Regions from separate parts of the Mus musculus genome. Here regions 1, 3 and 4 are each linked to region 2. Evidence: chromatin loops called from intact Hi-C (ENCODE). Cell type or tissue: heart. All regions are shown on one strand. Region 1 overlaps Gm36365 (a long non-coding RNA gene). Region 2 overlaps Slc24a1 (solute carrier family 24 (sodium/potassium/calcium exchanger), member 1). Region 3 overlaps Megf11 (multiple EGF-like-domains 11). Region 4 has its middle 5.4 kb from the start of Dis3l.

Region 1 (8,000 bases), 160 kb before region 2:
TCACCGTCTAAGTCAGAGACACTCCCATGAGTCTGTGAGTGGGATCTGACAATTTCTTCATTGATTGAGTAGAAGGGTGAGCCTGGGTCAGTATTCCTCAAATTTGAGAAGTCAGGGACCCAAGAACACATTTGAAGAACTTGATTTTCACATGTTAGACCCACAACCTTCCTGTAGCAGTGTTCTTCCTAGTGGACAGGAAGGAAAACCCAATCGGATGTGCATCAACAGATGTGCGGATTGGCAGTGAAAGGCAATGGGGAAATCACTCAGCCATTTAAAAAAATGAACTAAGGGTGGGGAGTTAAGACGACTCAGCAGTCAAGAGTGTATACTGCTTCTGCAGAGGACCCAAGTTGGTTCCCACCACACATAACGGGTAGCTCACAACTGCCTGTAACTCCAATTTTGGAGATCTGACACCCTCTTCTGATATCCACAGGCACCTGCATACATGCGAGAAACAAACACACACACATGCACACACACGTCAAAATAAATTAAAGGAATGCTGATGTTACAATTTGGATGTATCTTGGAACTGTTTTAAATGAAGGAAACCAGACATAGCTTATCTTGAGAATCCATTTGAATGGAATGTTCAGAGTGGTCTAACCCAAAGGGATAGAAAGTAGACTAGCGATTTCCAGGGGCTAGAGAGGAAACGGAATAAAGATTGTTAATGGATATGAGGAGGTTTTCAGTGGTGGGGGTGGGGTTGGGGGTGGGGTTGGGGGTGGGGTGAAAATGTTCTGTAATTATATAGTGGTGAGGACTGCACAAGCTCATGCCAATACTCAAAATAGGATAAATACTCAGAGGATAAATTTTTATAACATGTGAGTTATATCTCAGTAAAAAAAAATCACTTATAATTTTAGTTGATCTCTATTTTGAGAATTACTTCCCAGGGAGGGGGTACACAACATCTACCCCCCTTCTCATAAAATGCCAATGGCAAAGCAAAGTTCAATTCTACCAAAGTTCATCTTGGGGGACCAATGAGTTTCGGGAGCCCGTTTATAGAGCCTGTGTGAGGGGCAACTGACAGGAGTGTGGCGACTCCTGAGCAGCTGCTTTGAAAAGTCTTTACCGAGCATGGATGATGGTTTCTTCCTAGCCAGCCAGGCAGAGGCCCTTCCATTAAAATTCCCCAGCCCTCCAAGGCTTCAGCCATGTGCAATTGAACAGAGTGGCAGACAAATGGCTGGGAGGTGTGGTTGAAATCTCAGGTAAGAATACAGTACCCTGCATATGTATCAAAAGATGGCCTAGTCGGCCATCACTGGAAAGAGAGGCCCTTTGGACTTGCAAACTTTATATGCCCCAGTACAGGGGAATGCCAGGGCCAAAAAGTGGGAGTGGGTGGGTAGGGGATTGGGGGGGAGGGTATGGGGGACTTTCGGGATAGCGTTGGAAATGTAAATGAGGAAAAAACCTAATAAAAATATTTTTAAAAAAAGAATACAGTATCTTCCCCTCCTCCTCCTCATAGAAGGGAATGAGAATAAGCCTGGAGCTCCTTGCAAGCAGGCAGAGTTGCTCTGATGAAGCTGGCAGCTGCGTTTGCTCAGGGGTCTGAGCCCTACAACAATCTCCAAGTACGTGGGCCTGTTTTCTGGTTTGGTTTTGTTTTGTTGATAGATTCTCACGAATCCCGGGCTGGTTTCAAACTCAGTCTGTAGCCAGAGATAACCCTGAACAATAATCCTGCTTCCCTCTCCCTAGTACAAGCGTCACAGGCCTGCACTGCCGTGCTCAGTATGCAGGATTGGGAATGGAAGCAGGGCTCTGTGCATGCTAGCTAGGCAAGCACTCCACCAACTGAGCTCTGTCCCCAGCCCCCAGGATGTCTTAGTTGGAAGCAGTGCAATCTTATTTCAAGATCCACGCATGAATGGGCTGGTGGTGTGGCTCAGTGGTAGCACACATGCTTAACGTCATACACAAGGTCCCAGTTTAGTCTTCAGTGTTACACATATACACATGCATGAGGTGGCTAGCCAAGTCATCCAGAAGATGTTAGCTGCACATGACCACAGAGGAAACCTGAAATCACAAATGCCTGTAGATAACCCCTAGACCCGAGAACCCATCCATGGGATGCTTAGGAGTCTATGACTCCCGGTCTGAGAAACACTGGCTCATGGTGTGTTGGCTTTGCTCCATGTGAGTGATGAGGGAGGGCCTTTTCCTAAAGTGCTTTCCAAAAACAAAGCCTGGCCAAAGACAACTTGGGATTATGAGTCCTTTGGCAAAGCCTGGGGAATGTAAGCATAATGTTCTATCTATGCTCTGGGTTCCAGGCTGAGCATGTGATCTGTAAGGCTAGGACTACAGGAGTCCATCACGAGATGAACGTGGAGGGTGGGCCTAGTTCACTTAACATGGAAGCTCCTCTGAGGAAGGCCTCCTTCCAGAGCCTCACTTAGGTCAAGTAGTAACCACTCTGACATAGACATGATCCCATGAAGGGTCCCTGATCATGGAGTTAAGACTGTGGCTGCTAAGTTGAAACAAAAGAAGAGGATCTAGAGTAGTGGTTCTAAACCTGTGGATCGAGAGCCCCTGGAGGGTCAAACAGCGTTTTCACAGGGGTCACCAAAGACTATTGGAAAACACAGGTATTTACATTACAATCCATAACTGCAGCAAAATTATAAGTAGCAATGAAAACAAATTTTTGATTGGGGCTTACTACAACATGAAGAACTATATTATAGGATTATATTACACATCACTAGGGAAGTTGAGAGCCATTGATTTACAGAGAAGGCTCAGCAGTTAAGAGTGCATGCTGCTCTTTTAGAGGAATAGAGTTCAGTTCCCAATACCCACATTGGGCAGCTCAAAACCTCCAGTAACTCCAGCTGCAAGGGTTTTGATGCCCCCTCCTCCGGCCCCTGAGGGTACTGCACTCAAAACACACCACCCACACCCACACCCACACCCACTATATATATATGAAATAAATTTTTAGAAGCAAAACAAAATAGATGAAGGCCAATGGCTTTCCTACATGGTCTGTTTGTCTGTTTGGACATGGCAAAAGCCAAGCCATGTAGGGGATGGGTCATAGTGAATCATTATTTACCTAAAAGGCAATTCTCTATCCTGTGCTCTTTTGCTTCCTCATATAGAAGAAAGGTGAGAAACCATCCTGCTTCTTGGGATAGCTAGCTTCTCAGTCAGTTCAACTCATCAAACTTAAAAAATATATATTTATTTTCTTTTATGTACATAGTTGTTTGACCTACATGTCTATCTGTGCACCGCCCGCACTGAGTGCCGACACCGACAGAAGCCAGCAGAGGATGTCCGTTACCCTGGACTGGAGTTACAGTTGTGAGCTGCCATGTAGGTGCTAGAAATGGAACCCTAAGTCCTCTGCAAGAGCAGTCACTGCTTTCTACTGAGCCAATTCTCCAGCTCCCTATTCATCAAACGTTTACCAAGCACCTAGTCCTTATGTATTGGACACAGAGTCAGTTTTGGGGGAGAGTGCTGTGACCTCTTCCCTTGGGGAGCTCCAACCTATAAGGAAATACTATTATTGTATTTCCCTATTATTTTATTGTTTTTTAAAATGTGCATGTATCTGTATATTCCACATATGTGCGGGTGCAGGTGTGTATGTTTCTGTGTGTACATGTCACATGTGTGCAGGTGCCCGTGAAGTTCAGAACAGGGCATTAGATCTCTAGAGCTGAATACGGCAGCTGTGAGCCACCCGATGTGGGTGCGAGGAACAGAGCTCTGATGTAATGCAAGAACCATAAGCGCTTCCCGCTGATCACTATCTCCAGCTTTGTTGTGTTTATTGTACAGAAAAGAGGTGCAGTGTTGAAAGGTCTTTGAAAGCTATGGAGTGCTGTGAAATATAATAAACAATGTGTCTTACGCTTATCTAATGTGGCTCAGCGGTTGGTCTGATCCTGTCTTTGAGTAAATTCTCTAACAACAGCCCATTTGGAATCTTGGGATGTATCACAGTTGGCAGAGTGCTTGTCTAGTGAGCAGGAAGCCCTGTGTTCCATACCTAGCACCATACAAACTGACCATGGTCACACATCCTTGTCATCTCAGCACTCAGGGGACAGAGGCAAGAGAATTACAAGTTCAAAGTCACATTTAGCTAGTTTGAGAGCAACCTGGGATACAAAATACCCTGGCACACCAGGAAGTACATAATTACTTTTGTCAAATTAAACATTGGGGTGGTCAGTATTTACCTGGATAGTAACTGAATATTTTTCAGAAATGCATTTCATGTTGTGACCACTAGGTGTCTCGTTATTTTACAAGAAAATGGGAAAGCCTGGTGTTTGCACTTGGGTTGCTAGCCACCTGCTGTGAACACATTTGCCTCAGATAAAAATCTTAACCCTGTTCTAGCAAACATGGGTGCTAGCGGATGCTACTCATTTGAGACGTAGAAGATATCGCTGTGGATCATCTCTCCTGTTCATATCCCGCGCACCTACAAACTGTTCTCCTGAGAACCGGAAGGAAGAAGACAGCATCAGTTTGCCAATATTCAAATGCTAAGACCTTGATGGGAGCAGTGGTGCATCACTCCTGGTGTCCTGAGACAGGGTTTATCTGTGGTCTGAATATGAGCTGACACCCTAAGCCATGCTATGCTGTCTCTCTGCACCTAGTCACAACAGGACCATCTCCTGCGCACAGACGTCACTCAGAGGAGTCTCTTTCACAAATCTTTTCTTTCACTGTGAACTTCGGGTTTGTAAACGATACATACGTACATACGTGTGAACATTTTCACCAATGTCATAGATGGCTTTAGACGATCTGTGGAAGAACTCTTTGCCTATAAGGGACATCAGACAGGCAGACACTAGAACAGAGAGGAAACTAGATATTTTCTAAAACAGATTGCATCATGAAGAGCCCATCCTCAGCTAGGAAGGTAGCTTAGTTGGTAGGGTGATTGCCTAGCATACTTGAAGCCCTGGGTTCCATACCCAACAACAAATAATCTGTAATCCCAGTATTAGTGCAACCCATTTTTGGCTACAGTCCAAGGCAAGCCTGGGCTTCGTGACATCCTGTATCAGCAAAACAAAATGAAGTAATAAAAAGTTGCAATAAGAGGACTCAGTGGGTAATGGTACTTGTCACCAAGTCTAATGACCTGAGTTCGATCCCCAAGAAAGAAGAGAACCAGTTACAGTAAGTTGTCCCCGACCTTGCAACACAGCATTTAGCACACACTAATGAATACACTTTTTTTCAAGCCTGTTTCATCAGGTTTTCATGCTCTGCTAATCAGAGTGTAACTGATGAGACCTTGTCTCAAAAAATGTCGTGGAAAAGAGACTCAAGAGGAAGCCAGTCACTAACCTCTGAGGTCTACATTGTGTTTGTGTGGACAAGTGGACCCCACACATATGCACACATGCAGACAACACTTACACACATATACACACATATCACAAAAGGGTCTTTGATGATAAACAGAAATGCTTGTAATAAAACATAAATTGGGAAAAAAAAAGCAAGGGCACAAAGTGTACAATATTAACCCCAACTCCATGAACATCCATATGTAAAATGGGGGATTCCTGCAAATTCAAACTGACGATAGGATTGCAATCTTCCTTTATAACTTGCTATGTTTTCCTTCTTTCCACTTTAAACATATGGTATTTTGTAATAAGAGGGTAAAATCCATGCAAAGAAGGACAGTCCATCTCATTGAAGTCATGCTGGTCAAGATAAAATTGTGTGTGTGTGTGTGTGTGTGTGTGTGTGTGTGTGTGTGTGTGTTTGCTTGATTGCAGGATACACGTGTGTGGGAATTGTGCCACTGAGTTTGGAGGTCAGAGGACAACTTTCAGGAGTCAGCTCTCTCTGTCTTCCTTCTTATGTGGATTCTGGTGACCGGAGTTGGATCTCCAAACTTGCATGACAAGCACTTTTACAATGATCCATCTTGCCAATCCTGGTCAATGTAAAATATTAATAAAGGACACATCAATTATTTAAGTAACTAGAAACCAATGACATAAAAGACAAGCCTCAACCTCTGTGTATTTTCTATCCTGACAAAAATAGGAAGATAAAAATCAGTCAATTTCTATCTAACGTCAAATATCCATATATTTTTGGTTGACTTTGATTCTTAACTACATTTTCACAATTAAATAACAGGTTATAATCTCAATTCAGCATTAGCTAGATGCCTTTTTTTGTTTGTTTTTTGTTTTGTTTGCTTTGTTTTTTCTTTTGACAGAGTCTTATTGCATAGACCTCATTAGCTTGGAACTCATTATGTAGACCATTTTGTAAACTCACATCCTCTGCCTCAGCCTCCCCAGCGCTGGAATCAAAGTCGTGTGCCAGCAGGCTTGGCAGCTGGACTCACTCTTGCTTTGTAATTTTAGAAAATCCAAATCATTTCTATAACTTATAAGTTGTTCCTCAGAAATAATATCCTCTGATTTAGATCTTTAGTGGAAAGTTTTAAATTTTTGTATGTACATAGATGCTTGGCCTGCATAATATTTGTGCAGTACATGTGTTCCCCGTGCCCACAGAGATCAGAGGAGGGCATCAGACCCTCTGGAACGGGAGCTACAGGCAGTTGTGAGCTGCCAGGTAGGTGCTGGAAATTGTGCTCTACACGAGCATCCAGAACTCTAACCACTCAGCATCTCTGCAGCCCCATCTGTTTTAGACTTTAGAGCTTAAGGTATCATTTGCTTGCTTGCTCGTTTTCATGAGAGTTTCACTATGTAAACCAGGCTGGTCTAGAACTTGAGATTGCCTTGCTTTGGCCTCTTGACTACAGGAATATGCCACCGTGCCTACAAAGCTCCCCTGTAAGCCCCACTCTCAGTTTTTGTGTTGCTATGTGTCAAACATATGCTCACACATGCTTTACAAGGACTCTACCATTGACTTCCATCCTCAGCCCTTATTCATATCTTATTACATTTTAAATTTAATAGGCCAAGTAATACACAAACATATCCTCATTTTAAAGATTTAGACAGGGGCTGGAGAGATGGCTCAGCAGTTCAGAGCTCTTTCTGTTCTTCCGGGGGGCCACAGTTCACTTCCCAGAACACATGTTGGGTAGCTCACAACCTCCTGTAACTCCAGCTCCAGAAAATCTAATGCCCTCTTCTGTGGGATACATTTACATATACACATGTATGTAAATTAAAATAATGTTTAAATAGTCACACAATATAGACATAAAAAAGCCTCCATTTGCCACGTGTTCAGCTAATAGAAGTTGTCATTGGTTTATATAACTTGCAATTAATTTATTTGCATATTACTTGCATGTATAGATATGCATATAAAATGTAGTTTTACTTTTTCACTTTTACATTGTGTTATATCATCCACATGGTTTGGTAACTTTTTTTTCCTCTCTTGTTGAAACTCTACTATACTTTGGTGCTTAAGGTTTGGCATGATTTGCATACTGCAATTTCTCTGATCTCCCCCGTCCTTGGTGGTTACAGTGAAAAGGTTGCTCCTGCCTCTATGTATCTATATGCACGAGCATCTTTTTTGAAGGAGGTATTGGGATTTCTGCTTTTAAAACTATATGCACTGGGGCTGCAGAGGTGGCTCAGCAGGTAAGAGCATCATGTTCTTCAGTTGCACAGAACCCGAGTTCCGTTCCCAGAACCCACATGGGCAGCTCACAACCAGCTCGAACTGCAGCTTTGGAGGGTCCAAGTCACTCTTCTAACCTCAGTGGCCACTGCATGTACACGGTGCACACACTCATAACCACACACATAAATATATATAAATAAGGTTTTTTTTTTTTTAGAGTATCTGCTCTTAAAATTCTACCAACTAGATTTTAAGTTTGTCAAGTTTGTTGGCAAGTGTTCATGGCTAGTACTTTTAACCATAGGACCATCTTGCTGGCCCTCCGTTTTCCTTTATTTTTATTTATTTTTGTAAGTGTAAGTGGATCTGTGTGTGGTGTGGTGTGCATGTTTGCATGCTGG
Region 2 (8,000 bases):
GGGTTGTAGTTGTAGATGGTTGGTGGATTTATGCAGGACTGAATTTTAAAAAGCCCCTAGAAAAAAGTCACTGGGTTGCTTTTTGGCTGTAACAGTGATGGTGGTAGACTGATAGCAGCTACCCACTAAGAGCAGAGTTCTATGGAGAAAATGCCCAGTGTTCTAGATCTAGGTGAGTTTGAGTCGGAAGAGACCCTGAAGATCATCTAATGGGGGAGGGAGTCAGGCAGACTGCAAGGATGCTGAGAAGATACAGTGTGGGAAGCTGCATGGAATGAAGGCTCTGCGTGACTCCAGGATGGTCAGAAAAGAGAAAAACAACCCTGACATTTCCTCCTTGCTACCTGTGCCCTAAACCCTCTGAGTTATTCAGCTGCTGCTGCTGCCTTGGCAGTAAATTCATGTACAGGTTTGCTGCTATGGCCCCCTCTGGTCCCACAAGGTGTTCTGGCACCCAGCTGGTCTTCCTGGAGCATTTAGAACTTCAGAACAACTCTGTCACCTAGATCCAGAAGGCCCAGAGCCCTCTAAGCACAATCAATAGCTGTAGTATCCTGCTTAACAGAGGACCGCCATAATCAAAGAAAGGCAGGCTGGGCTCCCCACCCTGGCCCTGGCACATCTGATTGGCTAGAGGGACTCACATCACTTGCCCTGGCACATCTGATTGGCTAGAGGGACTCACATCACTTGCCCTGGCCTCTCGTTTCCCAGGTCACTGCCAGATGTCTCCTCCACTGCTGCTCTCTCCCACACATCTGACTGAGAACACAAGATAAACATGGGAGTCGAGGGAGGAAAACACCACCCTGGCCGGGGAGGTGAGAGTTCAGAGGACAGGGATCATCTCTCGTGGAGAGAGCTGGATCTGGGGAGTTCCACCGGAGAAGGGCGGAAACATCTGGATGGCTAGCCACCTGGAATCTGCCTGGGAGACGGCTGGGGTGGCTTGGGAACAAAGGAACCTGGGAGGACCTAGCCCCGCTAGGCAGAAGCACTGGCAAATGATCAGACTCCAGCTGCATACCAGGACACACCTGCAGTCATTCACTGGCCCGTGGCTTACCGCACCCACAGTCCATATAACAGGTCTTGGCTGGGACAACGGTCACCAGCTTCCCTGGCACTGTTCCCTCAAGTGCCCTGTCCCCACCCAGCATGGCTGGATCATCTCCTTAGTGCCAATCTCCTCTGACCTCGGCCTGGCCCGCGCATTACATAATCCTGTTAGGACAAGCAGGCCAGCTGGCAGCCTGATAACAGCGGTGGCTGGGTCTGGGAGCCCCACAGTCCATGCAGGAGAGGTTCTTTGTTTTCAGGAATTGGCTAGAGTCAGTGGTTCTGCTGGGAATGACTGGGCATGACCTAGAGAGCCAGGACAGGTCCACTCCAGCCTTCAGCACCTGAGGCTGCCCCCATCTGCTTATTCCTTAGAGGTACTGGGGCTGGTTGCCATGTCGCCCAGGCTCACCTTGAAGAATTTCTAAGGGAACTCTCACTGACTTACCTTCGACACTGCTTTTTCTAGTACAATATGCTTTTAAACACATAATGTGTCTGAAGGGGTAGGTCAGGGCCTCATGAAATTCTGAGGTCCTAGAATGTGCCAGGGGCCATGGCGCCAGGGGTCTTCCTGGGACTCTTTCTTGCATGCTATATTGAGGCTCTCCTGCCTAACTGCATGCCCTGGCTTGGCCCAACATTATCTTTTTCTGAGTGGACCTCCTACTTGGGCTCAGTTCTGCGCCAGAGACCCAGAAAAGGTGGGACCAAAGGGACCTGGAGACTTCCTGAGAGGCAGGCAGTAGGGTGGTAAGAGACATGTGGGGTAGCACTCTGGGGAATCAAGCGGAAAGACTTGTGAGGTATGGGACTCTTCACTGCTGCTATTATGTCAAGTTCAACTTCAGCACCTTAGACACTGCATTTACCCTGTGCACCGCTCCTCCACCCCCAGAAGTGGATGTGACATATCCTGGGGTGTCCTTTAGGACTCCTGGCTGAAGCAGAGGGGTGAGGGTGGAGGCGGGGGTGGGGAGAGCAAACTTCCTAGGACTCCAGAGCTGAATACAAAGCAAAGAGAGATGCCAGAGAGCTGTGGAGGTGTCCCCTGAAGCATCCCTATGGGACACTAAATCTGTCCCAACACAGATCTAAATAGGCCATGGTATTTGTGGTCTGGCTTTAGATAAAGCCCTTCATTATACAGACAGAGACATTGAGGCAGAGAAACATTAGAGTATTACTTAAGGACCCCAGCCGCCATGTTCCACATAGCTCTGTCTGGATGAGACCAGGCCTTACACATTCCCTGTCTTCCAGGCTGTCTAGCTTTCCCTACCCACTCTCTTCTCAGATAACTGTCCTCTCATCTCAGCCCACGGTCACTAGCATTTGCAAGTTCCAAATTCTCTCCGGTAGCGGGAGGGGAGGCATGGCACGGGGAGACAGGCGGGTGTCGGTCTTGCTTACCTTCCCCCAGGGGGTCCAGGCTGTGGAGCATGAGGTGGTAGATGGTGTTGCGGATGATACTGTTGTGCAGCGAGGCCGAGCTACTCCCTCGGGTCAGCACAGACGGGAGCTGAGCAAGGGGAGAGCCGGACAGACCTCAGTGGGTCCCTGCCCGGGTCAGGGGAGGGGCTGCAGGAGAGCCTCTCCTCCAACCTGCCTCCTTCCCACAGAGACCAGAGAGAGGGCGTCTTTAGCCCTGAGCCCCTGCTTCCTTCGCTCCCATCTCTCTCTCGTCCTCCGGGACAAGCTCCTTCTGCACCTTACGTGAGTCCCACAACCTCCACCAGGATCGGTGGTACCATGTGGTGGAAAGGTTTGCACCTCCCAGCAAGCAACCTTTCTAATACACACACACACTCATCTACTTCCACACAGGCAGGCTGCTGTGCTGTACACAGCCCTTTACGGTCCACACAGCGAGCCTGGCTGTGCGTGGTTGTTGTTCCTCACCCAGAGATAAGCAACACTAGGATCCCCATCTACAGAAAAGGACACGCAAAGGCAGGTGATACAGCCGAGGTCAAGCAGGGAGTCAAACTAGCAATCCAGGTCTACTAATTGCGAGCCCACTTTAACTTTACACCCTCAGAAACCTTCAAGGGCACCAAAGTAGGCACACCTGTACTGCACACAGATAGGACACACACCTATTCATAGCGGCACACTGAAATACTCTAAGATTACCCTTTTCTCCTTCCCTACGTCGCTCCAGTTGAACTCTTCTGCCACCTAGTGGCTATGGCTATTACAACGGATATAGGAGGTTTCAGCCCCACAGCCACCCAACCCCCACCCCTACTCCCACTCCTGCCTCCTTTCAAAGTTCCTATAACTTCTTCCACACCGTGCCTTAAGCCAGTCTTTCAGAAACCTTAGGCCCTGCCCCCTAGTTCCTTAGCTCTGGATATGCTGAAGCCATCAGTAATAGAAATTCTATCAATCAACATTGAGATTAGAGATTAGAACTTGAGTTTCTCTAGTGCAAATCAGGTCTTACAGATATAGAATCTGATTGTCTGGGACAGACGTTAAGAATTTAGTTCCCAAACTAGCACTGTGTGGAGCCTAGAGGCCCTAACCACACAGCCTGCTCCTTCCCGGGTCACCCTCATGTTTCCCAGGAGCCTCCCAGGCCTCCCAGGCCTCCCTGAGTTGACCGGGTTGCACAGCATCAGGACCTCAGCAACCTGGTGTTCAGACATATGCTGAGACCCAGCAATATCCCTGCTCAAACCAGGATGCTGCATTGCCTCCGCTGGGCGAGCTTCACACATCACCCACCTTCAGTTTCTTGCTGTCCTGTTGCTCGTTTTCCTCGACAGCATCCTCACTGGGCTGCAGAGGGGAACAGAAGTCAAGAGATGAGTCACAAGATGTCACGGAGAGACCTTGCCTTTTCATCTCTACCTGTCCTTCCTGTTCTTCTCTCTAGGAAAGCTGCTACTGCAACCCAAAACACCCCAGGATCTAATCTGTCCTCAAAAAAATGTCTCAACATGCCCACCACCTTTTGTCTCAAATGTGTCACCTGTCTGGAAAGCACATCCCAGGCCCCCCCACCTCTTCCTCCTCCTCCCTCTCCTCCTATTTGCCCTTCTTTGGCTCCTCTCTCCTTTTACTTCAGGTCTCCATTTAAATATCACCATCCTCGGTTCATCTCTTTAAATATATTTATTATGTATACAGTGTTCTGCCTGCGTATATACCTTCACAGCAGAAGAGGGCGCTAGATCCCATCACAGATGGTTATGAGTCACCACGAGGTTACTGGGAATTGAACTCAGGACCTCTGGAAGAGCAGCCTGTGCTCTTAACCACTGAGCCATCTCTCCAGCCTCCTCTTATAGGTGCCTATTCTTTTCTGCCCTCGCATTTGCCCCAATTTCTTTTCATGTGAACAGACATGATAAAGATGAGGTATATTTACTGAGTGGATGGTAGAGTCACTTCATCAATTCTTACTCCTTTGCCCTGTTCATGCCCTTTCCCTCTGTTCCTCTCTGCTAACCCGGATCATATCATTTGTTCCTGCTCAGAAAACCAGGGCGCTTCTTGTATAAAGCTTTCTCCATGACCCTTTGAGCTGCACCCCACCCTCAACCCCACTTTCCCCTTGAAAGTTGAACAGCATTAGCACATCTTGCGATTCAAAAGTCTTGCTGTGGGATCAGCTCAGTGCTTGTGTTTTAGGGGAGCCGTGGGACGGACTGCTGAGGAGTGAGGTCAAGTTTGAAGAAACCCGAAGCCCAGCAGACTCACTTTCTTTGCATTTGTAACCTTGAAATGCCATCTGGGTGATATATGACTTGGCTACTCAACTAGAGTCCAGTCTTCTATTTATTTTTAGAGATGGGTGTACCATGTAGCCCAGGTTAGCCTAGAACTCACTATTCAGTCCAGGCTGGCCTTTGTGGTGATCCTCCTACCTCAGCCCCCTTTACGGAGTGCTTTGCAGAAGTAAACCACCATCCCCTAGATCCTACATTGTCTGTCTGTCTGTCTGTCTGTCTGTCTGTGTGTCTGTTTGTTTGTTTGTTTTACCATGCAGTGATCTTTTGATGTAGTCATCTCTGGTCCCCTGACTTGTAGCTCTCAACAAAGGTAAGGAGGGTTCACAGACAATCCCAGGTGGCCTGTGACACTATCTTTAGACACAGTTGCCTTAGTGACTATCATTACATTCCCTCTGCTTCCCTCATTAGCCACTAAGACCCACTCATGAGCAGAACAGCTTCCTTCTCTGTTCAGCTCTAAAAATACCACCCGACCACAGGCTACCCTCCCGTCCAGCCCCGTCACTCCCCTCGTATAGTGAGCACATGCACTGTGCTAGATAAGGGGCTGTGTTGGTGGCTAGGAGGAGAAAAGATATTGAGGATATGGAGTTTGCATTCAGAAAGGAGTTGAGACCTATCTGTCACACAGATGAAAGCAAAGGAGAGCCTGGGTCACAATAAAAGAGGCATACATGGTGCCGCTATGTGAGGTGCTCAGGAAGGCTTCCTGCAGTGGACGGAGTGACGGCTTTTCCTGCAGTGGACGGAGTGACGGCTTTTGAAGGGTAGGGAAGGCTTGAATGGCTGGTACTGTTAGAGAATGGCCGTCTAGGTGAGTGCCACAGAGATGAAATGACCAAGCTGAACGTGAAGGGGAGCTGTGTGCTTCAATAAGCTCCTCTAGAGCTTGCAGGACACACCTGAGAGGTTATCGAGAAAGAGGTGGTGGCCCGCAGCCCTAGCTGCCACTACCCCACTCACCTCACTGATCACTGCCTGCCCACCTCTGCTTTCTCCTATCGAGTCCGCTGGAGGCAGACAAGTGGGGGCAGGCTACACTTCTGAACGGTTTGCTCTGTCCACAGAGAGCCAAGAGACTGATCTTTGCTCCACAGTGCACATCCCTCATGGGTTTCTGGGGCTCAGATTTATTCAAGCTAAAATAACTCTCTGTGTGCTCATGGGCAGTCTCAGATCGCACTTCTAGTGTTGAAGCCCTTTGTGGGGTGGGGGAGGGGTGCATGATCTTGCTGTTTAGCCCCCCCTCGCCTTGAATACTGAGTCACACACTTATGCAACTCTCAGCCATTTCCTTTCTTTTAAATGACTATATTTTGTTTATTATTGTTGCTTTGTGTGAGGGCTTGAGTGTGTGTGTGTGTGTGTGTGTATGTGTGTGTGTGTGTGCATGCGCAAGTGTGTGTGTAAGTCTGAAGACAACTTTGCAGAGTTGATTCTCTTTCCACTTTTTGTGGGTTCCAGGAATCAAACTCAGATCAACAGGCTTTTATGTCAACCTTTAAAAAACAAAAAACAAAACAAAAAACAAAAAAAAAAAAACCGGTTTGTTTAATATGAACGAGTGTTTTTGCCTTCACATGTGTATCTGTATCATGTGGATGCCTTGTGCTCAAGAAAGTCAAAAAGGGGTGTTGGACCCCTGGAACTAGAATTAGAAGTGGCTATGAGCATACTTTTCTGTCTGCCTTACAGCACATACCAGTGAGTCAGCCCAGGCTGGGCCCAGGCTGCTCAGTTGGGCCTCCACTCTCCTGCCTCCAGGTTCATTCTCCACCCCTCAGCCACAGTGACTTTCTAAATTTCTTTTTTTTTTTTTAATTTATTTATTATTATATATAAGTACACTGTTGCTGTCTTCAGATGAACCAGAAGAGGGCATCAGATCTCATTACAGATGGTTGTGAGCCACCATGTGGTTGCTGGGGTTTGAACTCAGGACTTTTGGAAGAGCAGTTGGTGCTCTTAACCACTGAGTCATCTCTCCAGCCCCCACAGTGACTTTCAAGCACACCAGTCACACTGTGTTCCTCCTCTATGTTCTAGAATGCCACTGTCCCCAAGAGAGAGGGCCCCCTGCTCGTCCACAGTGCAGCACTGGGTTCTTTTTTGTTCGGCTTAGTTTTGAGAGGGTTTCACTATGCAGCACTGACTGGCCTGGAACACACAGTCACCTGCCTGCCTCTGCCTCCCAAATGCTGGCATAAAGCACATGTGCCGCCCCACCTAGCCTGGGCCGCATTCTCATAACCTACTTTTTATTTTGAGACAGCCCTGGCTGTTCTGAAGTTCACTCTGTAGACCAGGCTGGCCTTGAACCCATGAAGATCTAGGTCTGTCTGTCTCCTGAGTGCTGGAATTAAAGGTGTGTGCCTCCGCCACCACCCAGCTAAACTTTGTTGTTGTTATTGTGCCAGGGACCAAACTCATAGGTCAAACGTATCAGACGAGTGTGATCTACCACTGGCCTATCTCTGCAGTCCTCTAGGTGTGTCCCTGCGACACAATGGACGTGAAGAGGTTGAACTGTTTTACATTCTTTTTGGAATGCCGGGTGCTGGGTGGGCATCTCACACTTCCTCTTCTGCACTCATTTCAAGTGTTCAGCTGCTGATGCCAGGGGCCACACCCTGTACGGCACGGCTGCAGTCTGATTCCTCACAGATGGTCCCGCTCCTCTGGTCCAACCTCAGCACAGGATGGCAAGACCACACTCCTTCAGGACAGCCTCCTGTATCCCGCTCTACCAGACCTCCCTGACCCTCTGAAGTCCCTGAACACTTGCCTAAACATTCCTACAGGATGCCGTAACTATTAGCTTTGACTCCTCCACCTTCCCCACCAAGGAGAACGTGTTACTGCGTAGCTGATGAGGCTTAGGTTGCAGGGCCTCTCTCCCTTTACTGCCTAATTTTGTAGAAGTGGTTTTATATTCTCCTTCTTAAGAAGTACCAGGCACCACAAAGGCTGGACCAGCTCCAGTTCCTCCATTAAGCTGAGCTCCAGGAGAGCCAGAAGTGTGTTTGATTTGTGTCACAGACCTGACAGGCTGCGAGTATAAGACAGGCCCTGCTCTTTCTCTCTCATCTCAGTTCTTTGGACCTCCCTTGACTATGACATTTGTTATCGACCCACAATTTCACACTTCACATCCAGACCTGATGCCCCATCTTCAGGCTCCTCTGTGCAATCGCC
Region 3 (8,000 bases), 540 kb before region 2:
AGATCAAATATAGATCGAATCTTTATTGAACGCCCAACCTTGGGGTAGGCTCAGTGAGGGTGGGGAGTAGGACTAATATATCTCATTTATCATCCGTAACAGCTCAGGTAGCTATAGAGACAAGAGCCCTTGACTGGAGAGGGTGTCAGAACAGCAAGCAACAGAAGACCTGAACTCTCCTAGCAGGAACAATAAGGGACTTGGTATCTCCTATAACAAGAGGTCTAGGCTATTTCCTGCTCCAAGGTTGTTTCTTTCAGTGGCTTGGCTACATCATCGAAGATTCAGATACTTTTCATCCTTTGTTCTCAAGGTCACAAAATGGCTGCAGTGGTTCCAAGTCCTCAAAATCATGTACAGTGGCAGAAAAGACACAGAAGGGAGCCTTTCCCCAGGCTCTGATTAAACTTTGCCTCTTGTCTTCTTGGCTGAACTTGTGAGTTCAGTGCCATGCCTGCCCTAAGCAGAGGCAAGGGGAAGAGATGTTTACAGTTGGTCTAGAACAATCTTGATGGGCTATGGAGTCTCAGAAAGGAACAAAATTGGACAGGATCAAAAGCATCAAGCTACAGAGAGTTTAAGACCCGGGTTTGGGGGCTGGAGAGATGGCTCAGTGGTTAAGAGCACTGACTGCTCTTCCAAAGGTCATGAGTTCAAATCCCAGCAACCGCACGATGGTTTACAACCATCCGTAATGAGATCTGATGCCCTCTTCTGGGGTATCTGAAGACAGCTACAGTGTACTTACATATAATGAATAAATCTTTATAAAAAAAAAGACCCAGGTTTGAGTCCTCTCTACTCTGCTCTTCCAAAGGTCGTGAGTTCAAATCCCAGCAACCTCATGACTCTGGGCAAAGTATTTTAACCTTTTGTGCCTCGGTTACTCATCTATATAATGGGATTAATTAGGAAGATAAATCTGAGTTAGCCCAATGACTACATTTGACCAATACAAGGCAAATGGAGGGTTTGAAGATTTGACTTTTTGAACATCAGGGAATATATAACCAAATTCAGGAGATGTTTGTGGATTCTACCATCGCCATCATAGATATTCAGGAGGCAGAGGCAGAGGTAGAGGAGGCAAGATGGCCAGAAAAGCAACCATAGAGGAAAACCATGCCATCAGAGGGAGGCACAGCAGTCACGACAGGCTTCCTAGAGGTGGTAGTAATCAGGGCACATTCCAAGACCCTGGCGCTGAAGCCAAGGAAGGTTGAAAGCTCTGTCTGCCTGCTTTGCTCTTTTTCAATGGTGGGATACAACAAATCAGGCTAAAATAGGATCTTCCTGTGCAACCACAGAAACTGCCTTGAGACAGGGTTTTATACATCCCAGATTCCCTGTGTAACTGAGGAGGACCTTGACCTTTGAATCCTCCCACCTCCACCTCCTGAGTGCTGGGATTACAGGCATGTATCATCTCATTGGGTTTAAGTGGTTTGGGGACTCAACCCAGGACTTCTTTCATGTTGGGCGAGTGCTCTACCCACTGAGCCACAAACCCAGGATAGTGGTTGATGGTACCTGTGGGGTAGGTATCGCCATTGTGGATCAGAGGCCGCTCCTGTTGCTCCCTCACAATGCTGGACTCCTGGCTTCAGTGCTAGCTGGTTCTCAGTATTGACCTCTTAGGCCATGTCTCAGCATTATATCATCATCATCACCACCACCACCACCACCATCATCATCCTTCTCTTCACTGTGGGGGTTTGGGGTGTGCATTTTTGACATGGAGACTCAGGTAGCCCAGGCTGGCCTCAGATTCACTGGTGGATGAGGATGACCTTGAACTGTCAGTTCTCCAGTTACATCCTCCTGAGTGCTGGGATTCCAGGAGTATATGTGACCTGGCTTAGGTAATATTAGCAATATTTGATGCCTAGCAACCATCATGACTTTTGATGGCATCCATTTCTCAGATGTCTCCATATTCTCAGTGCTTGGACCAACTTAGAGCCTTTTGCTAACCCCATGACTCCTATGCTCTCTTCCCAATGTCTAAGCACAACCTCTATCTTTACTGTTTTCCTCGGACATAGCTCCCTGGCCTGAGAAAACTCCGGTGGCATTCTGGGTGATGACACCCAGCCTCCTGCTCTGTCATCTTGCCGTGCAGAGACTAGTGTGCTCTCTAGAACAGTCTGAGGGACTTTGTTAAGGAGACGGAGTGGATGTCAGTGCAGAAGTGGCTGTGGGTTCAGAATCCACACTGTGAGCCCATTGTGTAGCTCTGGGGCCACTGTCAAGCAGCTGGGGGGATTTTCTATCTTTTTTTTTTCCTTTGAGATCTTTCCAAAGCATGAACCTTTCATTCATGAAATGAGGCATAAGCTCCCCACGTAGATATTTGGGCTTTTCACAGTCTGCCTTCATCTTATCTTTTTCTCCCCTGCTAAGCCTCTTCCCTCCTCCCCTGCTAAGCCTCTTCTCTCTTCTCACCTCACCTGTTCCCCTCTCCTCCCTCCCCTGCTAGGTCTCTACCCACCTCACCTCTGGGCTTCTCCTCACCTTACCCCTAGGCCTCTTTGCCATGGCAGTAAGTCCTGCCCTTCTCTGGGTTTTCTGAAGTAGCCCTCCCTTTAAGGCTTGCTTCAATCTGTATCCTCATTAGAGCTTCCCTAAGTGCTGGTGCCCACGGTGATCTCCAAGTATTGACCTCCCCTTCCCTGAACTGTAGCAATTACTGCTCACACCATGAATTCCATGTTTAATAGGACACCGCTAGTGTCGTTATTCAGCATTATTTCAGGGTGCTCCTCATCTCTCCCAGTTGGATCCTAAACCCATTGAGATCCTCGATGAGATAGGCTGGGCCCTTATTTGTGGCTAGCACTGCGGCCATTAGGTGGTGGTGGTGGTAGTAGTGGTGGTTGAACCAGGGCCTTGTGCATACAATACAGGACAGTTCAATGGATATTTGTTAATTTCTTGAGACAGGGTCTAACACTGCACAGACTGGCCTTGAACTAGCTGTGTAGCCACAGATGACCTTGAACTCTTGATCTTCCTGAGTGCTGGGATTACAGGCATGCATCACCAGGCCTGCTCTCAGCGGGTGTTTATTGAATTCATAAACCAGAGAAATAGATTATTTCCCTGAAAAAAAAAAGCCTGTTTTTTTTTTCACTCAACCTCAATTGAAGGGACTAATTTTAATGAATGCTTCCCGTATGTGGAACATTACTTTAGGCAGTTGACAGTTACCTTGTAACTGTCTTGCAAGGGTTCAGGGAGCAGAGGTGGCCAGCAGGGGGCGCTGGGGGCAGCACAGGGCTGGCCTTCATCTATTTATACTTAAGTATCTTGTGGACATTCTTGCCATTCCTGGTCTGCTGGTTTCTGGTCTCACACTGCTTTGTTGCTTTTGCAAATCCCCAGAACTTTGAACAACTTACTTCAGACTGCCAGCTTTCCGCTGAACACTTTATTTGACAAAGAAAAGGGGGTGAGGCCAGTGGACCAGGAGAAGACTGAATAAAGGTTCTCAGAGTCGCTGATGGCTTCAGATGACAGTGGGCAGGGTGGGAGCTCCTCTGAGGTACCAGGCACGTAAGGTGTTTAGCAGAGGAGGGAGTGGGCTAGAACCTCCTTAGGGCACCACAGCTTAGTAAGAACTTGTATTGCATGTAGGCTCTAAACCTGGGCTTCCTCCTTAAACAAGGTTTAACACTCAACACCTAGTCCCCAGGCACGTGCAAACATGAGAACACATTTGAATAAAAGAAGCAGGGTCTTGGAAAGTTCAAGTGACAGGCCCCAACTGGATGCCTATCTCAAATGGTGACCTTCTAGGGCCTTCTGAGGGAAGGGCTTCATGGGATGCCTTCCACAGACTGCTTTGGAGTTGGTTTGGCGGATCCTATCTCTAGGATCTATTTTCCTGCCCCAGCAACCTGCCCTTCCCCTGCCTGACCCGTCTGCTTTATCACCAGAGCTTAAAATAAATACAATAAATATAAACACCCCCAAACTTTTTCTTTCCTGCAGAGGATGAGCAATAATCTACATATGCAAATAAATGGCATGCCAGCCCCATGAATATTAATTTGGAAAGGGAGTCTGAGGCTCTGAACTACACTCAGAGCCAGCAAGCTGGCATTTTGCAGCCCCTCGGGTGCACGCTGATAATCAGGCCTCGTGTTTTAAGGCTGCCCCTTCCATTCTGGGCTCTCTTCTCACCTAAAGCAGTTACAGGGCAGATGGAAAGGGTCCTGGGTAGCCGAGCTTGGGGCTCGGGGTGGTGGGTGAGCTTCACTCTGGGTCTTTTTCTGAGCTTGTCTTGCTCCTTTGACTGGAGACCAGGCCTCAGCTGCCCTTCCACTCAGGCATGAGCAGTGAGTCACCAGGGACAGGTCACCGTTCCGGGGGACATCATGGGGTGAATGTCAGGAAGTTGGCTTGTTCTGCCTTTCATAGGTAACTAGGGACACAGAGACCTGGAGGGGTGGTGACTTCTCAGACTGACTCCATGCTTTGTGCAGGAAGCAAGAAAGCTTATTCATTCTTTTCTCTGAAAAGCACATTTCTTTTTGTGTGTGGTGGAGTGAGTGGGCTGGGTGGCATTTCAAGTTTGTATACTTTTGGGGAGAGAGTCATTCTCTTCTGTGAACAGTCACCCAGGGACAGGTGGCTTCTAAAAACCCTGTCTTGTATCCCATTTGGAAATCATTCCTCTCCTCCCTCAGACTTCCATCCTCTCCTCCCTCAGACTTCCAAATTAGATTAGCCACAGAGCAGAATTAATGAGCACTCTCAGCCGAGAGACGATGCAGGATGGGGAAAAAGGCCCAAGTGCCTCCAAGGACCAGGTGGGGTGAAAGCCCGCTGGCCAGGCTGCCAGGCAAGGGACTGCAAGGTGTCCCCAATCCCTTTAGGACTGGGAAAGTTCCGGGGCAGCTGGACAGAGAGAAATGCTATAGCATGTGACATCATTGAAAATGGGGGTAAGGGTGGGGGCTTGAGCTGAGGCTACATATGGACCAGTAGGAAAGTGCTGGCCTAGCATGCATGAAGCTCTAGATTCAATCTCTAGACATGCATAATACCAGGGGTTGTGGGCATACCTGTAATCTCAGCACATGGGAAGTAGAAGAAGAAGGATTGGGCTTACAAGTGAGTTGGAAGCTAGCCTGGGCTACATGGGACCCTGTCTCAACAACAACAACAACAACAACCACCACCACCAACCAACCAACCAGCCAAAAAACCCCCAAAAATCCCATAAAAACTACAGTATCTTAGGTTGGGCATACTGATAACCTTCTGTCATCACAGCACCCAGAAGGCTGAGGCAGGAGGATCTCAAGTTCTCAAGTTTGAGGTCAGCCTTGGAAAGTCTTTATCTCTCAAAAAAGAAATCTGTCTTGGGCTGTGGTGAGCTTCAGCGTAGAGGGCACATACCAAGCCTGGGCTCTCCATCACTGCAGAAATAGTTAATCCTTTCTCTTGCTCTTTGCTGTTGCTTGTGAGGTATCAGGTCTTCTTCATCTTTGCTTTTTTTTTTTTTTTTTTTTTTTTTGAGACAGGGTCCTATGGAGCCCAGAGTGGCTTTAGACTCCCGTGGAGACTGGCCTTGATGCCCCGGCCTTCCTGCATGCACCTCCCAAGTGTCAGGTTATAGGCATACAATAGCATGCCTGGCTCCGCTCCCCTTTGGAGGCTCCTCCTTTTCCTTGTCCGTGAATATTAAATAAGCAGTCTTACTTCTTATGGCTCCTTTATGGGTTCAAGTTCCTATGCCATATTGGTCAAGCAGGTATTTTAGTCACTTGGATCTTTCTTTCCAGACAGACCTGCTGTCTGCCCTGTGTCTGTGTATGTGGGTCTTTGTGGGTGTTGATGCCTCTTGGTGTGTTGTGTGTTCTACGAATATGTACCTCTTATCTGTTTCCGAGCAGTGTCATAAAAAGGGGTGTGTCTTCGTGGTGTGACTTTTGGTCTGTTTTTTGTCTGCGCCTCTGAGTGTCAGCACCCTCGTGTCTGCATACATTTCTGCACACACTGAAGGCCCAGTATGGACAGATCTTGCCAGGGCTGGGTAGCCTAGTGCACAGAGCACCCTGGGGCCTACAACTTCTCTAAGGTCTTCAGGATGTCCCCTGCTCTTCCTCCCATCTCTAGACAAGCCTCAGAGTCCCCAGGACACTTGTTAATTGCCCTCTGTCTCTTCTCTCTGCCTCCCTCTAGAGGCGTCCTGGGCTTGGGAGAGCTGCTACTGTGGCAGCTAGGATAGCCCTAAGTCATTTGCATTTGTGTTTGCATCTCATTTGCATGGTCCATACAGACTCACTTTCAGCTCTGCAGTTCTCAAGGTAAAAATGTAGTGCTTTTCCTGAAGGTCATTATAATAAGCCTTTTTAGCCTTTTTTTCCTTTTTTTTTTTTTTTTTTTTTTTCTGGTTCAGACTTTCTTCACGGAATTCAGGGAAAGAAGGCAGCAGAAAACACCCAGAAACCATTGCTTTACTCTCAGCTCTTCCAGCTGTCAGGTAAAATCCCTGGGTCTGTAGGTGGAGGTCCTGGGCTTTGGGAGAACAGATAGTCTCTGAAGGCAGGTCTGGGCAGGGGCCCCCTGCTCCTCTAGTTCCTGGGCTTAGATCTGCAGAAGGGAACAGCAGGGGATCTTTCCCGCTGCCATAGGCCTGAGCTAGCCTGGAACACAGAGAGGATGAAGTGTGTCTTTTCCTTTCCTTTAAAATCCCTAACACATAATTGGCCATCTTAGGTCACAAGCGGCATCCCAAAGGCTTCCTCAGGAAGGCAACACCTGACCAGCATATTCTCCACAGCCCAGCGCCAGGCGCTGTGTTCCCCTGTGAATGTGGATTGCAGTCCTGGCTCTGCCTCTCATTAACGCTGTGTGTGTTCATGTATGTGTGTGTTCACATGCTTGAGTATTGTTCTTAATCACTGCTATACCTTTTCTGTCTGTCTGTCTGTCTGTCTGTCTGTCTGTCTGTCTATCTATCTATCTATCTATCTATCTTTGAGACGGGGTCTCTCACTGAACCTGGAGCTCACAGTGAGCCCTGGGGATCTACCTGTCCTTGCCTCCCAGTACTGGAGTTACAAGGGTGAGCTGCTCTGCCTGGCTTTCTATGTGGATTCTGGAGAATCTCAACTCACATTCTCATGCTTGTGCAGGAAGAGACTGAACCAGGTCTCAGTGAGAGACTCTGTCTCAAGAGCAAGCTAGACAGGGGTTGAGGATAATACCTGAGGCTAACCTCTGTCCTCCATACTCACACGTATACACATGAACATAGGTGCACGCGCGCACGCGCACACACACACACACACACACACACACACACACACGCACACATGCACACGCGCTCACATGCACGCACATGGTGCTTTACTGGGGACAGGGCTGCTATCTCAGATCAAAGAGAGGGAGAGGAAAAGGAATTCAGGATAAGGATACAAACCAGCAAAGGCAGACAGGCCCATCTCGGGAGGACCGAGAATGCCCTGATGTGCAAGTGGCACTTCATGATTCCATAGCCGTGTGTTCGAGAAGGGGAGGGACTTATCTACTGTCCCTTTGGCTCATATACTATGATGGAACCTTGGCTGATATTGCCAGGACCACTGAGGCTCTGTCTCCTTCCCCTGGTGTGTGCTGGCTCTGGGTGCAAAGGGCATTTGACAAGCCATGGGTCTAGAGAAGAAACCTGCTCTGGGGCACTGTTGTTCTTGAGTTTGATGGAGGCTGTACCAAAGCTGGCTTACCAGGGGATGCTGGGATGGGGGCAGTGTTAGCTGAGACTGTGGCCTTCATGCAGATAGTGGCTGATGACCCGAGAGGCAGGTGGAACTCAGCAAATCCAGCCACACAACTCCAGGGTCTCATTTGCACCCCACCAGTCAATGGATACACTCATTCTTGGGGATAGGTGCTGGAGCTGGGCTCTGCTTGTAGGCGGGGTCACCAGCATCTCTTGATCAGGTGAGGGGTATCTGGAAAGCACTCATTCTCTGGTCTGCATGATT
Region 4 (8,000 bases), 590 kb before region 2:
GAGTAGCCAAAATTGTTCTCTACATAAAAAATGCCTTAGATAACTGTCCACCAATCCCTCCCCAGCTCCCTTCCTATCTTTTTTAAGCCACTGATGCTATGGATTGGAAGAACGACTTTGATTAGGTACTAATCTGCCCTTAATATCTCTCCTCAGCACTTTGTAGCTAGAAATTGTCTGCAAATGAACCACCCTTTAAGGAATAGAGCATAGCTAGAGTTTTATTGAGAGTTGATTTTTATCAGTATTTAAAATAAGGCTGTAGCTTAGTTGGTACTTAGCCTCTCTTCCCCTCACACCCTCTCCTTTCTCTCTCTGCCTTTTTGAGACAGGATCAGGACATGTAGCTGAAGCTAGCCATGAGCTCTTACTTACCCCCCCCCCCCCAAGTGCTGGGATTCTCATGCACCCAGGCCTGGCTTTATCCATTATGTTGAGGACCATGATTCCTTAGTTCTTAGAAATGATGATGACCTATTGTAATAAGCCAGGCCCTTTTGCTTGGTTGGGTGGGTGGTTTGTCTTGTTTGCCATCTGAGACCTCTGGACCAAAAAAGTGCCTATCAGGCAGAATAAACTAATTTATGTTACAGAAATATAAAACTTAAAAAAATTTTCGCTGGGCAGTGGTGGCTCACACCTTTGATCTTAGCACTTGGGAGGCAGAGGCAGGCAGATTTCTGAATTCGAGGCCAGCCTGGTCTACAGAGTGAGTTCCAGGACAGCCAGGGCTACACAGAGAAACCCTGTCTTGAAAAAAAAAATCAGTTTCTTCACTAGTGAGATGTCTCAGCAGATAAGGGTACCTGCTGTACAACACAGATTGACTTTACATAAAATGTAATACATTAATTAGCTGGGCAGTGGTGGCACACACCTATAATCCCAGCATTCAGGAAGCAGAGGCAAGAGGATCTCTTGAGTTTGAGGCCAGCCTGGTCTACAGAATGGGTTCCAGTTCCAGGACAACCAGAGCTACAGGGAGAAACCCTATCTTGAAATTTGAGTCCCCCCAAATCAATAAATTAATTTAAAAAATTCTCAGTGTCTAGGTCAAGGTGCTGCATGGGTACCGAATGTCATTTTTGTAGGATCCAGGCTAGTGGAGTGGGGAATCTCTCTGGAACATTGTTGCTCAATGGAAAAAGGGGAGAGAGTCCTCTAGAAAGCCTCACACCAACAAATAACTCTTCCTGGAAGAAATGCTGTTGGTCTTGCCATTGGCCAGAACTAGTCACATGACCACACAGCCAGCGGAGGAGGTGTGCTATTCTTCAAGCTCTGAAGGCAAACACCAAGAACTTTTAGAATATATAAGCAACTTACCAGGAGGCTCTGGCCACCCCCTCAGCCCTAAATCCACTCCATCACCAGCTTCACCCTCATCATTTGGGACAGCTTTAGCCCAGCTCACTATCTACCTCTTTTGGCAGAAGTCCCTCCATAAGCTACTAAGCCAAGCCTGAGTCTCTACACACCTGCAGTCCTAACTTCTCTTGCTTCCATATGTGATCCCTTATGGTAGATAGGATGGATGAACTCTCTTTGTCAAGTTTATGTCCACATTTTCTCTAGGGACTCAGATGACCCATGTTGTCTTGCCTCCCTCACAGATAGATGGGTGGTGGCCATGTGTCTGGGTTCCATTTGGCAGAATGTCAGAGTTTAATAGCACTGTTTCTTGGGATGGCTCACAATACTCCCCAACCCAGCCCCCTACCTACATGCTTTCTCTTAGCGTTGCATCAGCTAGATGCCAAAGCCTAGGGCATTGGCAGCCCAACATTAAAGATGGCAGAGCCCCCTGTCTTCTTTGGTTCCTGAACAACTGTGGAAGCAGAACTTGGCCTCTCCTTGACCAGAGGACTCTTGTACAGGTGAGATAAACCCTTTGGGGTTCTGAGTAGATGGGAATCTGAACATTTGTCAGGCAGGGAAAGGAAAAGCAGGCTCAAGACTTCAAGGTCAGCTGTCATTACCAATGTATACTTCCAGTTAACAAAGGAGACTGAGGTGGCTGGGGAGGTGGCTTAGTTGGTAGAGTACATGAAGAGACTTGTCTAAGAGTTGCAAGGCTGTGTTGAAAACAGACAAATAAGCAAATACCTATTGGTCTGATACTATACACACCATCAGGCAGTTGGATGATTTCTACACTCATACTAAACTAGACAGTCCTCTAGCTGGTGGGGACCAGTGTGTTCTGCCCTGGTCTGGCTTTGTAGGGTAACAGCGCCAAACTGGGCAGGGCATCTGGTGGCTTGCTTCTCTCTTAGGTTGATTCTTTCTCTGATAACCTAAGTGTACACGGACAGCAGGCTGCCTAGATATAGTAATACACGGTGGCTGCTTCCAGCACTCTATGGCCAGTGGAAATCTCTTGCCAGAGCTCTACTTCCCTGGTGTATGGCTTCCATCTTTCTCTGTCTGAGCATCAGTGTACGTATACTGTGGACCAGCCACAGTACCAACAAGCCTTCTTAGAGAAGCACTTTGGGAATGCAGAGCTCAGTGTCTACTGGATCATAACCTAAGCCTCATTAAAGGTTAGCCTGGGGAGGAGGGGGCAACTCTGCTGAGAGGCCCAGAATGGCGAATGTACAAAAGAAATTCCAGAGGATGAGCTGAAAGGATGAGAGTGCATTGCAGAAGCAGTCATTGCAATATTCTGTGTATTTACTTTTTATTGACTTATTTATGTTGACTTCAGTACAACATGCTTACTACAACACAAACAATGCAGCAGGATGCCAAGTAAGAATGCAGACGTTCTGTTCTCGTCTGCAGTCTCCTCTCATGGCCATACACTGCTTTTGATTGCTTCTCAGCCATTTGGCTTAAATCAAGAGAGCACCATTGGTAGTTTGTACGATCCCAAGAGTCAAAGATGATCCAAGGTTTGCAACTCTTTGGTAATCTGCATTATACCAGTTAATCCCAGCTGAGGCATCTTGGCTCGTAACTGAGGATAAAGACTGTTCTAGGCATCTTTTCCTTTCCTCCTGTTTCTTTTTCCCCTTCTTCCTTCCCTTTCTGTTGCTGTGATAAAACACTCCTAAGAGGATGCTGAGATGGCTTAGTGTCAAGGGAACCTGCTGCCAAGCCTGAGGACCCACAAGCAGAGAGTGGACTCCTCTTGTCTTCTGATGTCACATATGTACCGGGGCATGCACACTATGGCATGTGGATGCTACAAAAGAAACAGAACACCTAACAGGAGCATCTTAATGGAGAAAGGGTTTTTTTTTGGCCCACAGTGCCAGGAAGCAGTCCCTCATGGTAGGCATGAGGGTGCTGCAGGGAGGTAGGAGAGTGAGGCAGCTGGTCACACGTGTCCGCAGTCAGGACTCAGAGAGGGATGGTTGCTGCACTCTGGTTACATTCTCCTTTCTATACAGCCCAGGATCCCTCCCAGGTAATGGTACTGCCCAGTGAGTGAGTAATTTTACCTCAGTTGGTCTAATCAAAATAATCCCTCACAGACAGTCCCACAGGCCCACTTCCCCATGTGTTTCTAGAGCTCACCAAGTTGGCAGTTGAGATTAACCAACACATTTCCCCTTCAGGTCGTTTCCTTTTCTTTCTTTTGTTTTGAGAGGACCGGCCTCCATCTTAAAGGGAAAAAAAGCCTGAGAATTTGACCTACAGCAGAACACAAGCTATACCCATGTACTAGAAAGGCCCCACGGCTTGTCCCTGGCCAGAGTTACTACTCCCTAGCTACTTCCTAGCAACAGTTAATCAAAGATTAGTCTGATTGTTTCAGATGTACTTTCAAACTGTTTGTGATCAAATATAGTCTTGCTTCAGATCACCCACCCATCAGCTTATAGCCGTTCTATTAGATGCTTTCCAGACTGGACACCCCCTCCCTCACCCCTCGCTCGCTCCTATTTTCTTATAAAATGTGTCCTACTGAGGGTTCAGGGCTGCTCCCACTTTCCCTTCCAGTCCTGCTGTGTCAGAGTTGGGTTGGAGGAGAGCCTAAGCCTGAGCTTGTAATAAAGAAACCCTAAGGCTATTACATCGGAGACGGTTCCTTGGTGGTTTTTTTTTTTTGTTGTTGTTTGTTTGTTTTTTTTTTGGGGGGGAGGGGTGTTCATGAACCCTTCCTGGCACATTTTGCTGTGAACCCTTCCCGGCACAACAGTTGGGTGTGGGATGGAGAAAGGCTCTCTATGCAGCCCAGGGCCTCCACATCTTAATCCCCCTGCTTCGGCTTCTAGGTGTGCAGCTTCATGCCCAGTTTGTAACTTCTGTGTTCTTGCATTTAGTCCTAAAAGCACCACCTTGACTTCTGTTCAAAAATATGTTTTCCAGGAAAAGAAATGACGTAGGAAGGACTGAATCAACCACCCAGGACACACAGCAAGAGAGTGGCAAAGTTGACTTTGGACCTAAGCAGAATGGCTACAGAATTCTTATAGCATTGACCCAGCCATATAGCCTTGTCCTTAGTAAACACAGACACTTGTAGGATTCAGGGTACATTCTGTATGGCTGGCCGCAGGAACCCAATGGCCTACAGAATTGGAAACCATGACTCAGTTAATGACCTCACCATTTACCTAACTTCTGGAGCTTTGGCACAGGAGGTTCTGGGTCATGATGCCAATGAATTAGTGGTTCTAAAGGTTCTGTGCGTGTCTACAATTACCCCATTAGCTGGAGTCAACTGCTCTCACTTGGACCCCATGGCAGTGGGGTGCAGTGCTTGCTAAGATCACTTTGCTACCTGTATTAAGGGAGATTTCATTTCCTATATGTTGAAGGTTAATATTAATCTTTGATTTGCCATTCAGAACATTCAAGGAACTCTAATAACACAGTTTGCAATGATTATTCTGAGATGTTCTGCTAACTTGCTCTAATTTTACACTTATAAGGGTCTCAGCCAAATTTCCACTGTACCTGCCAGTAACTCTAGTGTTCTACCACTAGGAGGTGCTGTTTCATCGATTTTTTTTTTTCCTTTTTCTTTTTTTTTTTTTTTCCAAACTAAGTGCCTCACTTGATCCCTTCCATGGGAATATCTGATAGTGAAAGCCTTGGCCTTTCACATACCACTCTTAAAATGTATCCAATTACTGGAGACAAAAAAGAAACAAGCAAACAGGTTAGTGTTTTAACAAAACCTTTGTTCAAGGAGCTCAAGGGTCTGGATACTTCCACATTAATTAGAAGCTAAGCTTCATTGATTAACACCAAAAAAAGAAAATAAATTCCTGAGTCTTGAGGCGGAGTAGAAGAAAATTCAGTCATCTGGCTCGCCAATTACAATTCAAAAATAGAAACATTGCTCTTGTGGTTTAATTTTTTTGATTGATTTTCTTTGATGAGATTAAGTTTTTGTCCATCTTGTAGGGATGTTTCAGCAGGTCTTGATAAATATTTTTTTTCCCGCTGGATAAATTCATCACACAGAGCTTTCCTGTTTACTCTGCTTTGTTACTGCACAGATCTGAGTTGGGGGTGGGCAAATCCCATTTTACATCTGTGTCAATAGACTAAGAGTTCTGAAATCAATAGAAATACAACAAAGTTTAAGGAGAAATGGGAAAGAAAACAAGGAATACTTGACCAGGATCCTGAACCTCCAGGTTTAGGATAAATTAAATAAGGAACATCTACTTATTTTCATTGCTTAATAAGTAAGGTAAAAGGCACGTGAAAGGGTACTTTTCTATCTGGTTAAAAAGCAAGAGAATACAGACAGAAACTAGAAATGGCACTTATTCCCAACTGTTTGCTTGTTTGCTTGCTTGTTTGTTTGTTTTCTGGGACAAAGCGTCTCTACCTGTTCTGGGGTGGCGTGAACTCCCAGCAATCCTTGCACCGCAGTCTCCCGAGCCCTGAGATTAAAGGCATAAGCCGTCACTCACTTGGGATCTAAGTTTTGTTTAAAAGGCCCTCCACACCACCACCGAGACTCTCATTTGAACAAGTAACTGGGATAAAGTGTGTCTACACCAAAGGGCCAGGAATCTTGGAAGGTCTTAGAATTCTGTCTACCAATTTTTTGTTTTTGTTTGTTTGTTGAGACAGGGTTTCTCTGTGGGACAACCCCTGCTGTCCTGGAACTCGATTTGTAGACCAGGTTGGCCTGGAACTCACAGCGATGCACCTGCCTCTGTCTACTGAGGGCTAGGACTAAAGGCATGCATCACCATGCCCAGCTACCAAGATGATTAAAAAAAAAAAAAAAAAAGAATCTCGGGCTACTGAGATGGCTCAGTGAGCAAAGGTTGCATGGCTCCAGCGCTGCGTCATCATCCTGAGCCCAGACTTCACGTTAGAGCCTTGCACAAAGCTGTCCCCTCCTCAACTGGGGGAGGGCAGCAAGGCCACACTTTATACTCCTACCCAACAGCCTCTCAGAAAGAGGAGGTGAGCTGCCAGGTGTGGTGGCCCATGCCTTTAATCCCAGCACTCAGGAGGCAGAGGCAGGCGGATTTCTGAGTTGGAAATAGCCTGGTCTACAAAGTGAGTTCCAGGACAGCCAGGGCTACACAGAGAAACCCTGTCTCGACAAAACCAAAAAAAAAAAAAAAAAAAAAAAAAAAAAAAAAAGAGGAGGTGAGCTATAGGACCCATTCTTAGGATCCCTGGGCTAGGTGAGAGGACTCCTGGCATCTCTTGAAAATCTGAATTGTGAATTTAAGATGTCAGCCCTCTCTGAGCCCTCCTTCACCTGGTGGCTTCTGTGAGCAAGCCTGACACAGTGGGCAGCTGGGCCCTGGGCAGCATGCCTCCTGTGCAGAGCTTTGATGGGCAGACTGTGAAGAGCTCATCTCTGTAGAGAGCTTGTATACACACACACACACATACACACACACACACACACACACACACACACACACACACACACACACACTTCAAGAGATATTAGAAGCCCCATGAGAGAACCAGCTTAGATTTTAGAAACCGTAAGAATCTTGTCTTGTTTACCATTTAGCTTTCAAGGCCTTATCTTTTGTGACTGGAAGGCATTTTGGTGCCCTTCCAGTCCCCTAACATTGTTCTTTAATTAGCTGGAGGCAGTACAGTGATCACAGAACACTTCCCTTTCTCTGAAGCTCCCAGCACCTGCCAATCCCTGATCCAGAAGCCAGAGGGAAGGGGAAGTCTTTGAGCCCTGGAACTGCAGTTATTCTCCGTGTATATAAAAGTGTAGACAGTAACCTGAAGCCGGCCTCTTCATTAGCGGATGCAGACTTACGGGCAACCCTACTTATTGGCTAATGCTGGCATGAGATTTATGATCCTGGTAACATGGAGTTTTTTGTCCATGGCCTGTTACATTCATCATCTGGCAGAAAAGTAAAAAGGAAAAACCAACTAAATAGGATATAGCTGATCAACACCAAGCAGGCCATGATAAACTACTCACAATACTTAAACTTCTTTTCCACAGTTATTTAATTTGTTAGCAGCTTTATGGACCACACAGTGCTCCCTTCAGAGGTACAGTTCAGGATTGGGGGTGTAGCTCAGTGGTAGAGCATGTGCTAGGCCCTGGGGTTAGTCCCCAACACCAAAATGGAATGAAATAAAAGTATGTATAATTGTAAATACACTCAACTAAATATAAACACAAATAACCACATTTATTTATTATAGTTATATACCTTCTATATTACCTATACAATTATAAACATACCCATAGTTATATATATAATTTATGGGTTATTATATTAACAGATATATTCAATTCTTCATAAATATGTTTAACGGCAAGTGTAACACACATTTTGGTCATCTGAAAAGTAAATCCCATTCTTTCAAAAAAATTACTTTTATTGATGTGTGTATGTGTGTGCCTATATATCTGTATGCATACCACATACGTGCAGAGCTTGTTGAAGGCAGATGTGGATGTCAGATCCCCTGTCAGGCTTGTCATGAGAGGCCTGGTGTGGGTGCTGGCAGCTGAACCTGGGTCTCTGGTAAACAGCAAGTACTCACAACTGCTGAGCCATCTCTCCAGCCCCACTCTTTGA

Evidence for each region. A loop is a pair of places that touch in the nucleus more often than their neighbours do. Peaks named below come from ENCODE experiments on the same cell type or tissue, not always from the same donor. Only the 100,000 strongest peaks of a DNase experiment are listed, where the experiment ranks them.
Region 1: it touches region 2 in a loop (5-fold over the local background); 15 of 42 quality-filtered maps call a loop at or near these places.
Region 3: a loop joins it to region 2, with 4 times the contacts of the local background. A loop is called at or near these places in 6 of 42 quality-filtered maps.
Region 4: it touches region 2 in a loop (2.3-fold over the local background); 5 of 42 quality-filtered maps call a loop at or near these places.

The regions. Positions count from the first base shown.
Region 1 is chr9:64,775,452-64,783,451 of GRCm38, forward strand. Gm36365 (a long non-coding RNA gene) reads left to right here. Exons shown (of 3, transcript XR_379558.3): 2 at 1,496-1,601; 3 at 3,245-3,911. Among named protein-coding and RNA genes, the nearest start is that of Gm36365, 8.0 kb to the left of the region's middle. In heart, a CTCF peak has its summit at 4,269; DNase peaks (open chromatin) are centred at 240 and 2,210; H3K27ac peaks cover 387 bases.
Region 2 is chr9:64,933,443-64,941,442 of GRCm38, forward strand. It overlaps Slc24a1 (solute carrier family 24 (sodium/potassium/calcium exchanger), member 1), which reads right to left. Exons shown (of 10, transcript NM_144813.2): 3 at 3,793-3,846; 4 at 2,473-2,581. Gm39361 (a long non-coding RNA gene) reads left to right here. Exons shown (of 3, transcript XR_870866.1): 2 at 715-821; 3 at 4,702-4,815. Among named protein-coding and RNA genes, the nearest start is that of Gm39361, 4.4 kb to the left of the region's middle. In heart, CTCF peaks have their summits at 3,239 (motif pointing left) and 4,235 (motif pointing right); DNase peaks (open chromatin) are centred at 909 and 3,289; H3K4me3 peaks cover 400 bases; H3K27ac peaks cover 4,197 bases; H3K27me3 peaks cover 830 bases.
Region 3 is chr9:64,391,106-64,399,105 of GRCm38, forward strand. The region is part of intron 1 of Megf11 (multiple EGF-like-domains 11); the gene reads left to right. Among named protein-coding and RNA genes, the nearest start is that of Megf11, 9.5 kb to the left of the region's middle. In heart, CTCF peaks have their summits at 3,243 (motif pointing right) and 6,194 (motif pointing left); no DNase peak of the experiment used is centred here; H3K27me3 peaks cover 1,937 bases.
Region 4 is chr9:64,342,616-64,350,615 of GRCm38, forward strand. No RefSeq gene overlaps it. Among named protein-coding and RNA genes, the nearest start is that of Dis3l, 5.4 kb to the left of the region's middle. In heart, CTCF peaks have their summits at 4,927 (motif pointing right) and 7,105; no DNase peak of the experiment used is centred here.